2 separate regions of the Homo sapiens genome follow, and region 2 is linked to region 1. A link is a contact called in ENCODE Hi-C or POLR2A ChIA-PET data. All regions are on one chromosome and are shown on one strand. The core of a region is the stretch at or near the end of the contact, and the rest is flanking DNA. Distances in the headings are between cores, read along the strand shown.

Region 1 (7,352 bases), core at 2,737-5,236:
ATTCTGGCCAAAAATGCATAATCTGAATCTAATCCTGAATAAGCATCAAACAAACCCAAACTGATAGACATTCTGGAAAATAATTGGCCCTACTGTTAGAACATGTCAAGGGCATGAAAGACAAAGAAAGGTTGAGAAAGTCATCCAGATAAAAGGACATTACAAAGACTTGACAAGATTCCTAATACAAGATCCTAAACTAGATCCTACATGGGAAAGAATTTCTATAAAGACAGCATTGGAACAATTGACAAAATTAGAATGTAGGTGGTAGACTAAAGTAATGTATCAATGTTAAATTTCCTAAATTTTACAGCCATATCATTGATCTGTAAGAGAGTATTTTTTGTTCTTAGGATATACACTTCCAAGTATTATAAAGAAAAGAGAATGGCAACATAGCAAGACCCTGTATAGAAAAATAAAAAATAGAAAAAATAGAAAATAGAAAAGAAAAAAACAGAAAAATAATAGAAAAGAAAAGAAAATTAGCCCAGTGTGGTGACCTGTAGTCCTAGCTACTCAGGAGGCTGAGGCAAGAGGATTGCTTGAGCCCAGGAGGTAGAAGCTGCAGTAAGCCATGATTGCACCACTGCACTCCAGCCTGGGTGACAGAGTGAGACCCTGTCTTTAAAAAAAGAGAAAGAGAGAGAGAGAGAGAATGATATATGCAGACTTTCAAATGACTCAGGAAAAATTATAGAGACAGGGAAATTAATTTAGCAAATGTGGTAAATGTTAAATATTGGTGAATCTACATAAAGTGTATATGGGAATTTCTCATTCTAGTCTTGCAAATTTTCTGTTAATTGTAAGAATACTTTTTAATACAAAGGCTTTTAAAAAGTTAAGCCTGACATGATGGCTCATGTTTGTAATTCTAGCACTTTGGGAGGCCAACGCAGGTGGACCACTAAAGCCCAGGAGTTCGAGACCAGTCTGGGCAACATAGTGAGACCTAATCTCTAAAACAAATGTTAACAATGTGCCAAGCATGGTGATATGTGCCTGAGGTCCCAGCTACACAGGAGGCTGAGGTGGGAGGGATCGCTTGAGCCTGGGAGGCTGAGTTGGGAGGGATCACTTGAGCCTGGGAAGTCAAGGTTGCGATGAGACATGATCATGCCACTGCACTCCAGCCTGGGCAACAGAGTGAGACCCTGTCTCAAAATAAATAAATAAAGTTAAAACATTCACTGCATAAATTTTTCTGAAGAAGAAAAGTCACTTACAATCCTACCATCCAGAGAAGACTGTTCACTTTTTGTGTGTACTTGATTTCTCTAGAAGAACGAGTTATTTGGTGGCAACTGAGCAGCATGAGCATTTGTTGTGCTTCAGCTCACAGGTGCAGTGGAGGGGGAAAAGAGGCAGATCAGTCCTGGTTATTCGTTTGTTGGGGCCTGTAATCTAGTCTGATCAGGTGGTTCCCAGGAGGAAGTCAGCCTGGAGCTTCTGGGAAAAGATTTTCTCCCACTCTTTCCTTCTGTTGCATAAAAATGTTTGGAGCCACGGCAGCCACCTTGGGACTATGACGGGAGAGCCAAGAGAATGGAAGAAATGGTGACTCAGAGCAATGACACCATTGAGCTGCTCAACTAACCAACCCTGGAACCACCCTCGCTGTGGATATTTTGCCACATGAGATAATAAGTGTCCTTATTCTTTAATCCAATATAATTTAGGTATCCTGTTACAGATAAAAGCATCTCAACTGTTAAACCTCTACTTTTATAGAAGTTACTGCAACCACTTGCTTTGCTTGTTTATCAACACATGCAGCAAAAGCCCTTCCAAAGGGAAAAAGTCATGAGACAAAATCTGATTTTTGAGCATATGGCAGTCTCACCAGCCAGAAGCTATTGGGACAGGCAGTGTGAGCTCCTACCCAGAAGGTGGGAAAGGAAGCCAACATAATGCTCTGGAATGGAGAGGCCTTCAGTACTAGAAAAAGTAACTGGACTTTAGGCTTGAAGAGAAGATTCAGTTTGGGGATGAAGTGGAGAAAGCAGAAAACGTTGTAGCCCCTGAAGTAGCTCACATCCAAGCTGGGTGGAGAGTGAGGCCATTGGCCGTTCCTTGACTATGTCAATGACCTTTGCATCTATATTGCTTCTGGGAACAGTGGTCAGTGGCAGAGATGATGCCAGAGATGGCCAGGGTTGCAGGTGGTTTCCAAAACCTGTAGCACTGGTGAAAGCTGCACTTGATATTGAATAAATGTTAGTTCATTGATTCATTAATAATTTTTGTTTGCTTGCTTGTTTTAGAGACAGGATCTCACTCTGTCACTGAGTCTGGAGTGCAGTGGCACAATCATAGCTCACTGCAGCCTCGAACTCCTAGGCTTAAACGAGCCTCTCACCTCAGCCTTCTGAGTAGCTAGGACTACATGCACCTGCCTTCATTCCCAGCTGGTCATTCACAAATATTTTGTGAACATTTACTATCTTCTAAGTAGTGTGCTATATGCTAAATATGCAGGGCTTAACATGGCATTGTTCCTGCTTTCATAGAACGTACAATCCAATTTGGGGAGGCTGCATGTCACTTGAAAAGGACACAGATATTGCAGCCAGATAAATCTAGATTCAAATCCTGATGCTACCTTTTACAGTGGGACTCTAAACAAGTTACTATCCTCTGTGCCTCAATTCTCTCATGTATAAAAATGGGGATAATGATAATACCTGGCTTATAAAATAATTGTGAGGATTAAATCATAAAATGTGCATGAAGTACTTAACACAGTGCATGAAACATACTAATGTTTTTAAAACAACATGACTGTTGTTAGTTATTACATATTATTGTTATGTGTATATCTAGCCCATTTCCTCCCTCCTGGTTACCTACCCCTTTTAAACCTTGACCCCCTCATCCTGGGTACAACTTATTCCTTTTCCTCTTTAGCCTTTTAGCATTCAGACATGTTTTCGGATATTTTGTATATAATGTGATGTCTATATAGTCCTAGTTTAGTCTATGCTTTTGTGGAGCTTACATTTTCATGGAAAGAGACAGATAAACAATAAACCTAATAAGTAAATTATATATTATGGTAGAAGTCATGACAAAAAATAGAACAGGGCAGGTTTGGGAGAGGTGGGATGGGGATGGGAGGAATGCAATTTTAAACATGATGGTTATACGAGCCTCATTAAGAAGACGGCATTTTAAAATTCACTATTTTAAAGTGTACAATTCTGTGGTTTTTAGTGTAGTCACAATGTTGTACAACCATCAACAGCATGAAATTTCAGAATATGTTCATCATTCCAAAAAGACACTCCAAACCAATTTGTAGTCACTCTTCCCGACCTCTGACAGCCATTCTTCTGCCTTGTCTCTGTGGATTTGCATATTCCAGACACTTTATATAAATGGAATCACTCAATCTGTAGAATTTTGTGTCTGGTTTCTTTCACTTTACATAATGTTTTCCAAGGTCACCCAGGTTGTAGCATGTATCAATACCTCATTCTGTTTTGTGGTTGAATAATAACTCTATTGTATCAGTACACCACATTTTGTTTATCTATTCATCAGTTGATGGATATTTGGTTTGTACTTTTTGACTATTATGAATGCTGCTGCTATGAACATTCACATACAAGTTTTTATGTGGATATATATTTTCAATTCTTTTGGATATATACCTAGGCATGGAATTGCTGAAGGTATATGGTAACTCTATGTTTAATTTTTTGAGTAAGTGTTTTCCACAGTGGCTGTATTATTTACATTCCCACCAGCAATATAATAGGATTCTAATTTCTACACATCCTCACCAACACTTAGTATTATCTGTCTTTTTTATTACAGCCAAGAAGATAACCTTTGAGCCAAGATTTGAAAGTACTGTGGGAGTAAGCCATGGAGAAGAGACTTCCAGGCAGAGGGGCTGGCCCAGGCAAAGCCCTGGTGACCAGAGTGTGCCTGATGTGTTCCAGGAACACCAAGATGAACAGTGGAACTTGAGAAGCGTGATCGAGAGGACAAGTAGAATAGGATGAGGCTTGAGCCAACAGAAGGCAGTGGCCAAATACAAGTAGTTGAAAGGACTTTGGCATTTACTTTGAAAGAAATGGAAAACCACTGAAGGGGTTTGGAGCAGAAAGGTGACATGATTTGACCTGCATTATAAAAGAGTGTCACTCTGACTGCTGAATTGTATGTGGGCAAGGGTGGAATCAGGAGAACGAGAGCAAGTTGGTTGGTTTTTGCAACAATGGTGACATGCAAAGGTGGTTGCTATCAGGGAGGTGGTGAGTAGCAGTTGAATTCTGCATGTGTTTTAAGCAACAAGATTTCCTGACAGACTGAGAGTGGAATATGAAAAAGGAAGGAGTCAAGCAAGACTTCATGGCTTGTTGTTCACTTATTTTTACTTTAAGATATATCAGGAAGTGTGTTCAAATTCATTTCTTCACTATTAGGTCAAACCCAAAGTTCTTAATTAAGGCAATCTCACACGTTTAAAAATATTATTCATGGTAATAATAATAATACTCAAAACCTATTAAACATCAGGCTCTTTAATCCAGCAATCTCATGAGGCAGGTATTATTTTTCTCAATTTATATATGAGTAAACAAAATCGTGAGAAATAACTGGCAGCTCCCCTAATTTTTGTCCCTGCTTCCAACATAGGATCAACTAGAGAAAGTCAAATATGCACCCCCTAATCAATCACCTGGGATGTCCCAATCAGGGCTTATCCAACCTTGCCTTTTTCCCACTCTAAAGCTTTCCCACTCCTCTGCCTGCCTTTGAGTCTCTGCCAAAATGCAACTGATGGACTCCTTTGTTATTGCAAGCTCTGAATAAATAGCCTCTGCTTGTTCTCATTTGACTGTTCTTTATTTCCACAAGTGTCTTAGGTAATGTTCTCTGGGAAAAGGACTCTGAGACAAAGACTTGCACACAGGTTTACTGGGGGACACTCACAGGGTGGACAAATGTGGAGGGGATGGTAGAAGCAGAATGGGGCAGATGGAGATGAAATGTGATACAATTGCACTAGAGGCCTCAGCTGACCCCACCAGGAGCTCTGCGGCTAGGATGGCCCTCTAAAAAGGTACCCTGGGTTAGGCATTGGATGCAGACCACCCTTAGGGAAGGAGAGGAAGCTTAGGTTAGACAACTGTCTTTGACTAAGGCCAAGTCCAAAGTAGGGTCTTGCTATGAACTCTCAGCAGATGGGGAATGGTTGTTTGGATCCCCCTCCAGGGAGAGAGATTAGCTGACCCCATCCAAACACAGTTGACAGTGGATCATGTCTTGAACCCAACTTTAAATCCAAGTTCAAAGCTCCTTTCACTACAGCATAGCTGTCTTCACCTAAAAACATGACAAATGGAGATTTTGTGAAACTCATGTTCTTTCCTCTTAGTCCAAAACCAAAAACATATTTATGCAGTGATTCAGACATTTTTAGCAAATGGTTTAGAGTACAGCAGTTGGCTCAATTGAATATGGCATTAAAATATCTGAAATAAAACCCGACCTGACCAACCAAAAGCAGTTAGCTGAGTTACCACACGTAGACATTCATACCCTCTTAATATTTCCATATGTTACTAAATGTTTCCCTCTCTCAATAGAGTACTGTGACTTCCAGCTTCCCAGCTTGAGATGCTGATGAATTGAAAACAAATTGATGTGAAAATATTACCATTCCCACTTCAAAGATATTCATCTCCCAGGGAAAAGTATCCCATCTTAGTCAAAATCCTAATCAAATATGTCTTGGAAGTTAGTAAAATATTAATTTATTCTTTAAAACAATCTAGTCCTCTAACTTACTTTGTCTTTAGTGTTATGTGACTATCACAAGATTTTAAGCTTTATTGAACTCACTACTTCTTTTTGGGATTTACGGGTAAATCAACCAGTACTGTTTCTAGTTATGGGAACTTACCTGATGATTATAAAAAACATACACCAAGTTCTATCTATAAATTTGTCTGAATAGTCCTTGTATCTGTAAACAAGATAACTGTGACTTTTTAAGATCTGTCAGCATAGTCCCTATCACAAGACCTTTTGAATATGTTAGTCATTGCTCCCAGAGCTTTTGGCTCTTTGCCTTTCTGTGTGTCCTGGAAATTCCTTTACGCTCACCCTTTCACCCTGCTCCCAAAGAACCTTGATTAACCTTGTATGGGATCTCAGCTAATTTGTAATCCCAGGTACCTTTTGCCCATAGAGCATGGTGTTCTTAAACTTTGAGTTATAAGAATTGTTAGGGGAATCTATTAAAATAGAGGATATCAGAGATTCATACCACATTTAAAGAATCAGAACTTCTGGAGGTGATGCTCAGACAAATGTAGAATTAAATGCCTCTTTTTGGAATTCTGTTAAATATCACAGCTTGAGAACCACTTGCAAACAAATTGCATATTTCTAGCAACCAATACGCCCAGTTTTCTGGCTACAGAGTATCAGGATAAAAGTGATGATTGGAGTCCATTCTTTTCAGCAGCTGTGTACATAATGACAATCCATGGAAGTAGAAACAACAGGCTGGATTAGGCCAACAGTGATCCATCTCTATGGTAAGACCTATTAAAAATGTTAACTAAATAAATGCAAATAATAGGGCTGATCTAAGAAAAATATCTGTAGAAGAAATTGGCATGGCCAAGTGATTGCTAGAACACAAAAATAAGATAGTAAAGGAGTTGAAAATTATTTCAAGGGTGTGGGAAGATGGGGGCATTGGAAAAATGGCTGTGATTGAAATTATTGAACAGATAAATATTGAATATAGGACTGAGGTGAGGTGATAGGGAGGCTGCAAAGATAAGAACCACATAGTTTAATTTACTTCAACGGGTATTTATCAAGTCCATACAAACTATGTGCACCGCATTTTCCTACAGTGTACCAAGGCATGGTTACCCAATTTGGATTTTTATTTTTAAAAATAAAGTTCCCGGGCCGGGCACAGTGGCTCACGCCTGTAATCCCAGCACTTTGGGAGGCTGAGGAGGGCAGATCACCTGAGGTCAGGAGTTTGAGACCAGCCTGGCCAACATGGTGAAACCCCGTCTGTACTAAAAATACAAAATTAGCTGGGCGTGGTGGTGCGTGCCTGTAATCCCAGCTACTTGGGAGGCTGAGGCAGGAAAATCGCTTGAACATGGGAGGCGGAGGTTGCAATGAGCTGAGATCGCACCACTGCACTCCAGCCTGGGTGACAAGAGTGAAACTCTGTCTCAAATAAATAAATAAAGTTTCTGGATCCTGCATTAGCTCTACTGAATCCAAATATCTGGGAATGGGGGAAGTCTCTAATGTATAAAGCTCCCCAAGAGATTCCAGTGCATCTAATCAATGGGCCA
Region 2 (7,561 bases), core at 3,008-5,507, 44 kb before region 1:
GTCCTCAGGGATCAAAAAATACAAGCCTATTCCTTCTTCTGCTTGGCAAGCAGGCAAATGTTTTATAATAGCAGCCCTGTCTCCCTTAACTTCCTAGGACATCACAGCCCCAGTTCTTCAAACCACTCCGAAGGGGACACAATTTCCAGACCTCTGGTGTCAGCACGATCTCCACACCCCAACACTGGGAACATTCCAATTTGGCAACATTCCTCTTAAAGTGTATGGAGTCAAGCACAAGACTCCAGATGTAGGATCTCCGACAACGTGCACAAAGGAACCATTATCTCCAGAAACTGGACACTAACTTGCATTAAATTTGCTAAACACGGTTAGATGAACTTTCCATTCACAGCAATATCACAGATTTGGCTTCTGCTGAACTACAAACCTCCAGGGAGTTTTTACCAAACCAAGTCATGTCAGTTTTCAGTTGATTTTTTTTCAAGTATATTCACAGCGTGACATACAGCTTTGTTATTTAAAGCATTATCAACTTCACTTTACCATTGTCATCGTTTGTACGGATTATTTTCTGGATTCTGACTGTCATCAGCTGTCTCTCCCAGCCTGGTTTCAACCGCAACTCCCAATCACTGATAAAAATACTGAATAAGAACCCTGTAGTGAGCACTTCTAAATTCCAAATCATTTCCTCCTAGTGTATATCTTTTTACCAAAGAAACACAAATTTTCAGAAAGCAATTGTTTTAAATGGAGGGAACAGCTTCACTAGGCTGAGAAATCTGGCGGATGGCAACATTTAAGTTAGGAATAATTGGGATGTTGGGATGAGTGTAACTGCTACAGTTTTCTTGATTACACCAGGCTGTGCATTATCCCCAGGGCTTAACAGGAATCTTAACGGGATTGTGAGCTAATGTCTAGAAGTTGCCAGTTTTAAGCCATTTACCGTAATATACATCTAAGCACTCAGTGTTAACCAGATGGGTGCTGTCAAGCAGCCCTTGGTATCAAATTAAACTTAGATGAAACACTGGCATTCCAAAAGATGCCTTTTTCTGCCCTGCTCAATTCTGTGAGACAGCAGGTTTACCCAAGGCACTTAGCAAGAGTTGCTTATAAACTGCTTCTTTAATCAGTTTTTTAAGTAACACGTATAATTCAGAAAGCATCTATTTACTCAATTGGAAGATAAAGAGGAGGGAAGAAAAGTAGGAATACTTAAGGAACCATTTGATCGTTGGCTGCAGCCAGCTTAACTCCATCTGCCTGTTCTAATAGAGGATCACCCAAAAATGTTCTAAGTATGAAGAATTACAAGAGCATTGAATTAGGGCCACATGAATGGTATGAATGGTGCCCCCTGCAGTTGTGAATGCTGAGTCCCCGAATATCGATGAGCTTCCTTGGGGGTCTTTTCCTTATCACTGGAGATAAACTTTGTAGACAAGAATTGCTTCCTATTTAATTCATAGGTCATCATTCATAAGAAACCAATTACTCCTACAGGGTCAGCCACATAACTTCAAAGCTATTGAAGGAGAACTCATCCAGCACCAGGGACTTTCCCAACACATGTCATGGTGTGTATCAGTCCCATCCACAGAGAAAGCTTCACTGGGCACTCTTGGCTCCTGCGGGGCAGGGGCAACCTATCGGTAAGACAGAAAGGGCTGCAGAAGAACCAACACAGCAGAGCACAAAACAGCATTCATCCAGAGTGTGGGTGAGCACCATCCCCGGCCCAGCTGGACTGAGTGGTGACAGTGGTGGCATTGTTGAGGGCCTGGGGAGAGATCAGACTTGTAGTTTCACTCTCTTCATGTCATCGTAAGCTTGAGTTCGTCTTTATTTTCAGTCACCCTCTATCCCCAGCCTGGGCAGTATATGGGGTCATCTGGCAATGAGTTAAGTTCAGTTATCAAATGAGTTATGTAGCAAAGATTCTTTTTCTGGCCAAACTTTAGTCAGGCTCATAAATCTTCTCCTAGGCCTCTGCGTGCACTTCCTTGTAAAATCCAAGTTTAGCAAAGAACCCTGCTAAGTCAGTTTAGCAAGAACCTCCCACTCTCGGTATCTGATCAGTCTCCTCATCCTCCACCATCCCCCAGGTGTCCGATCACCCTGGCCTATCTTCAGCAAGAATCCTGTTAGGTTAATTTAGCCAGAATCCCCCTTACCCCAACATTCCTCTTAGTATTTTTCCATCCACTGACTCCCACCCTGCTCCTTGGCTATAAATGCCCACTTGTCCATGCAATATTCAGAATCGAACGCAATCTCTCTCCCCCACTGCAAAGCCCTGTAGCAATGATCCTTTGTTCCATGCTTTAACAAGTATCATTGAATAATGTTTTCTTTAACTTAAGTTCAGAGTTATCAAATGAGTTATGTTCCGAGTTGTCAGATGGTCTTGAACCAGAGAAAAAGAGAAGAGCTTTTTCTCCCTGAGAAACATCGATTTGGAATCACAACTAGAATTCCACCTCTGGTACATAACAGTGAGTACAATTTTTCTCTCCCATCCTCAGCCCTGCCTTCTCCTTAGTCCCACCCTCAAAGTTCCATTGCAGCAGAACCTCTCTCAAACTAACCAAAACAGTTGCCTTTTGATCCAGTGTCAGCGTTCCTGACTGCAGTTCAAGACAACTTGGCTGGCCGGTGGCTCTGGAGTCGACTGTCTGGGATTACTGCAGCCAAAAGGTTTCTTGACCCCTAACCTGATAGCGGTTCAATTCTCTTCATTAACAATAAATTTCTCTATTCCAAAGACATGCAGGAGAAATGCCCGCAATACATTCTCTTTGACATGCAATCAGTGGACAATCAGAATTTAAAATATAACACCCATTTCAATTCATTGACAACAGAACTCGGAGATAAACAAATTCAACATTTACTGTTAGGCAGGCACCCTGATGAATTAGTCAGAACAAACGCTGTGTGAGAATTCATTAGAAATGTTTGAGTCAAACAAATTTTAGAGCTCAAGAAATCTGGGAATATCTAACCCATCCCCCTTGTTTTAAAGATGAGGAAACTAGGGGTCAGATGTTCTTGAAGGGGCAGACACGGACCTGGAACGCAGTCTGCTACTCAGCAATTATGATTTGATGTTCTGAAGGCTCTTTCGGTGTCTTCTAATATGGGTCTCCTTATGAACCACAGTCTGTCAAAATTTATTTTTAATGACAGGATATCTATCCATTTGTAAACATACTGTTTTATTTCAAGATGCCAGCTTGACACACAATCTTCACATCCTTTAGCAATATGTTAACTCAAAATAAAAATCATTAATTCTGTAAAAAGAATTAAGACGAACATGAAAAGCCAAGTGATTGAGTTGTTACAGAGACTTTGGCTGGCCAGTGTGTGAGCTCTCTTGGCACCGGAGACTACACGCCGTAGCCTAAAAGTTGTAGGAAGAATACCCAGCTGTTCATCTCCAGAGACTTACATTACACAATGGAACATCAAATAATTTTTTTTCTATTTTTTTGGATTTCCAAGACCTTTTATGTAGCCATCATTCTGGTTCTCAGCAACTGTCTAATTTACAATGTTCCTTTTAAACCTCCTCTGTTGCTCTTGGGAAGTGGAAAGGATGTAAACTATAAATAAAGCCAGTTCCTACTAGCTAATGCCAGGTTTAGACCTTCGTAGTACTAGTGGAGGTCAGTAACATAGGGCAACCATGATTATTTTTAGCAGCACGGTGGCCTGCGATAGAGAGATGGACACTGCCTTCTCAGTTTAGGTGCCGTCCACTTTGGGAGTGCCTGCAGACCCCCACAAGGCTGGGTTAGGTGCTCCTGGAGCACTGAGCACCTGTCTATCAGATCACACTCTTCTGGAACTCAAACCAGGTCTGTCGTGGTTATAAGTAAACTTGAACTCTTAACTACCATGGTGCAGATTGACTTTTACTACAAGCTATGTGATCTTGGAGAAGATCTCCCAAGGTCACATAACTAATCTTTGTTTCAGTTTTCTCTTTAGAAGATGGGAATAAGAGTACCTATCTCAGTTTTCACGTTTGTTAAAAAAAAAAAAATATATATATATATAAAATTAGTGCCCACCCCCAAACAAAGCACATGAAAGCACTGCCACAGAGTAAGTGAGTGATAAACACCAACCATTATTATTATTATTAATGCCACCCTTTCAAGTCTTACAAATGTTAATTGTCCTCTTATTTGTGTTTGTTTTATGTTCACCAGTTAAGACAGGATTGCAAGCCCTTACATGTGATGAGGGAAAAAACCACAAACTTTGAAATCAGCCAAGTATGGGGTAGAATCGAGGCTCTGTGACTTACCACATTTCGTTAATTTTAAAGGTTAATTTAACATCTCCAATATTGGAATGTGTCTTACAATTCGCGGTGGCACAGAGTCCATGTAGTAAGGTATAATCTCTGTTTGATCTCGGGCAAGTTATTTAATCTCTGTAAAACTGGTAATATTACCTACCTCTCTCTGAGTTGTCATAAAGCACGAATAACATATCCATACAAACCCCTAACACCATTGCATTTTGCACTCCTGTGAGTCCAGTGTCTTGTGTACAGGAGATGGTTAGGAGCTAAATAAAAATTTACATATGACTTAACAAAGCAACCCATTATCCATGTAAATGTTAAAATAGTTCCTGAATCCATTCTAGGTTAACATGTGTGAGTGTGCAGACATCCCAGCTGGAGCAGCTTACAAAAAAAATCAGGGGCTTTAAGTACAGAAACTCCATAGGGACAATGTATGGGCACCCAGAGCCCTTCACGAGGATCTGCAGCTGCTTCAAACACCCCACCCGGAGCCTTGGATTACTGCCCAGCTCCCCCATGGGGCCACTGATAGAGTCCAGCTCCCTGTTGAAGCCGAGCTCGGGTTCAAAGTTTGCCTGAGAGTATAAGAAGGTGCTTTTTACAAATTTAGTTATAACTCTTGGCATATATTAACAACAGTTTTGAGCACTTACTTCATTATGCTCCATTAAACCCTTCACAATAAGCCATTTTTCTGAGGTCCAGCATTTAAGTCACACCCTATCTGCCTGGCTTCAAAGCCTGTGTCCTTAACCACTAGGTCCTGACTCTCCGGGAGGTTACGCAACATCAGCTTACGAAAGAGGCGAAGCTCTCCCACGCTTCAAGGTCTCGCCTTCAAAACAGCCAAATAGCACTCTCCCTGGTGAGGGTGTCAGACCCTCCTACACCAGGTGAATGGGGGCCAAAGAAGGGGAGAGGGCGGGGCAGTTGTGTGTGCATAAGTGAGTGGTTCAGTAGCTTTCCAAGCCCCGCTGGAACTGCCACTTTCCTAGGACCCCAGCTGGTCCTAACCGGCAATGTTTTTTATTTTATCTTTTCCCATTTCTCTGTTCTTGATTTATTTCCCATATCTCCAGGCAACACCCTGCAGATCACTTCTGGTTCTTCCTTTTCTTGATAGACTTCCTTCATTCTTCTTTTTTTTTTTTTTTTAATTCTGGTTCTTCAAAAGTTTCTTTCCCAACAACAATTATTTCTCTCTGCATAGTACACACTTCCTGGCCAACAAATTCTTCTTTATTCATTCTTTGCAGACGTGAGTCACAATGAAAAGTCATAGTTGGAGATTCCTCATCCGGACTGTAGAAAAGGTCATGTCCCTAACTCCAGAATGCCAATGATAAAGGCACACGTACAGGCATGTTAGAAAGATGGAGAAGTCAGAGGAAGATGTGCACAAAGTTAAATCGCTCTGCCCTTTCTACTATCAGATCATCACCAAACACTCGTGGGATCACACTGAGAAGGATCATCCAAGTCAAGAGCTGCAGAAGAAATGGTGCACATATTCAAGAGTCTCACCTTTAGCCTTTCCTCTACAGCAGAATCACTATGCTACATTAATTTCCTTCTCATCTGATGACTTCTTGAGAGCTTTTTAGTTTCTGCATCTCCTATTTCTAGCCAATGCAATAAACCAGCTGGCAGATTATCCCCTTCACATCCAATGACCAAATCATCACATCTCTCCAAGAGGTTCAGAGGTGGGTGTTTTTATACAGAACCTGTCACCATGGCAGCTTGACTCTCTTCAGTTTCTGAATTAGGAACAGTGACCTACTTATATTTCTACTACACCCATAATGGAAACAGGTTAGTAATATCTTCCAGGACTTGACATTACGGAGCTTCCAGGTGGCAATGCAGATAAAGGCAAAGAATACACAGAGTCCAGGGGGCTCACTGGGAAGCGAAGTCCATGGTCTGAACACACACCCCCGATCACCTTTGCTCTATGCCACGACGAAGTCATCAGGCTTCCCCACCTCCAGTCCCCAAAATACACTCAAACTACTCAGATGATGGAGGAGCACAACCCATTGCCTCCTTCACTTACTAGAAGGCAGAAAATGCAGAAGAAAAACCATGTTGCCTTTTACAGATATGACTTAATCTGCAGTTGGGAAAGAGATTAGGTATAACTTTGGCTTTGTCTACTCATCCCACTTATACAACAAACCATGCCAGTTTTAGACATTTGTTCAGTGCAACTGGCTTTCGGAAATGCCAGAAAATTGATTCTTCCCTACCCCCGCCAAAGCATATTGACTTATCCTTTGGCAATTTAACTCCTAAATCATTATCCTCGACTATGACTAAAATATCACATAAGGTGATTCAGGAACCAAAGCTATAACCTCCTATATTTGCCTTCCATCCCCAGGGCCCCCTGGAAGGTTCTAAGTCTGAGTTTGTGTGCCTCACTCACTTGCTTGCCTTTTGTTACGGCGACCCATTCAACTGCATTTATATACACATAGGATGAATATTCTGAACGTGCAGTAATTCATGCTTGGGGAAAATTATTCAATTATGGGTCAGTCATTTCACAAATATAGAGGCTAAGCCCTGTTACACCGTAATCAGGTGTACATATTATCCAAGGATCTCATAAACTTCCAAGAGGCTGGAGATCTGTTTATTTAATAGTTCACAAAGCAGTTATAATCTCTTCCCTCAGTTTTGCTAAGGGATCCAGACTTTCTAACTTTCCATATAAAGGGACTTGCCATATGCCGGGCATTTGGCGCTACCCACTTGTTTCTTTCTCAAAGGGTTAGATTCTTTGGGACAGTATAGTAGACACTATATTGCTCCACCCAGACGTCCTTTTTAGGGCCAATACACCCATCCCCAGCTGCTGATGGTTCACAAGGAAGGTCCTCAGCCAGCTGCAGGACACAGCCTCACCCAAAGTGATACCCCCAGAAGGGGTGGCCAGTTGCCAGGAATTAGCTGATGTAGGCAAACAAAAGTCCAGCCCCTTGCTCAAATGGGGACAGCTCTGAAGAACCATCCAGCGCTCCCCATAGAAGTGGCTGGGGTCTCAGACGCAACCACATTTGCCAGTCAGCTTCTCCTCTGCCCAATCTTGCCTTGTTCCTTCCTTACAGGTGTCTCCTGAGAGCTCACCCCCAAAATCCTTCAGCACCCCACTCCTGGTCTCAGAGTCTGCTTCTAGGGAACCTAATTTAAGACCAGCAGCAGTTTTCTAAGATAACTAATGCAGAGCATTATTTTTCTAATTGTACGAGGAAGTCACAG

Evidence for each region. A loop is a pair of places that touch in the nucleus more often than their neighbours do. ChIA-PET counts read pairs that join two places held with the same protein, here RNA polymerase II (POLR2A). Pooled maps may share reads with other maps.
Region 2: a loop to region 1 is called in a pooled map, with 2.3 times the contacts of the local background. The contact joins two enhancer-like sites. A Hi-C loop is called at or near these places in 3 of 168 maps with a recorded cell type or tissue (IMR-90, cardiac septum and chondrocyte) and 9 of 50 pooled maps. POLR2A ChIA-PET finds 5 or more read pairs at or near these places in 3 of 52 experiments (AG04449, OCI-LY7 and RWPE1).

Annotation. Positions count from the first base shown.
Region 1 is chr12:27,503,430-27,510,781 of GRCh38, reverse strand. No RefSeq gene overlaps it. Among named protein-coding and RNA genes, the nearest start is that of PPFIBP1, 17 kb to the left of the region's middle. Within about 2 kb of position 3,986, at least 3 of the 41 ENCODE cell types and tissues checked have a DNase peak (open chromatin) inside an H3K27ac peak, as active enhancers do.
Region 2 is chr12:27,547,452-27,555,012 of GRCh38, reverse strand. All of the region lies in intron 1 of PPFIBP1 (PPFIB scaffold protein 1), which reads right to left. Among named protein-coding and RNA genes, the nearest start is that of PPFIBP1, 27 kb to the right of the region's middle. RefSeq lists an enhancer at 5,005-6,204. Within about 2 kb of position 4,257, at least 33 of the 41 ENCODE cell types and tissues checked have a DNase peak (open chromatin) inside an H3K27ac peak, as active enhancers do.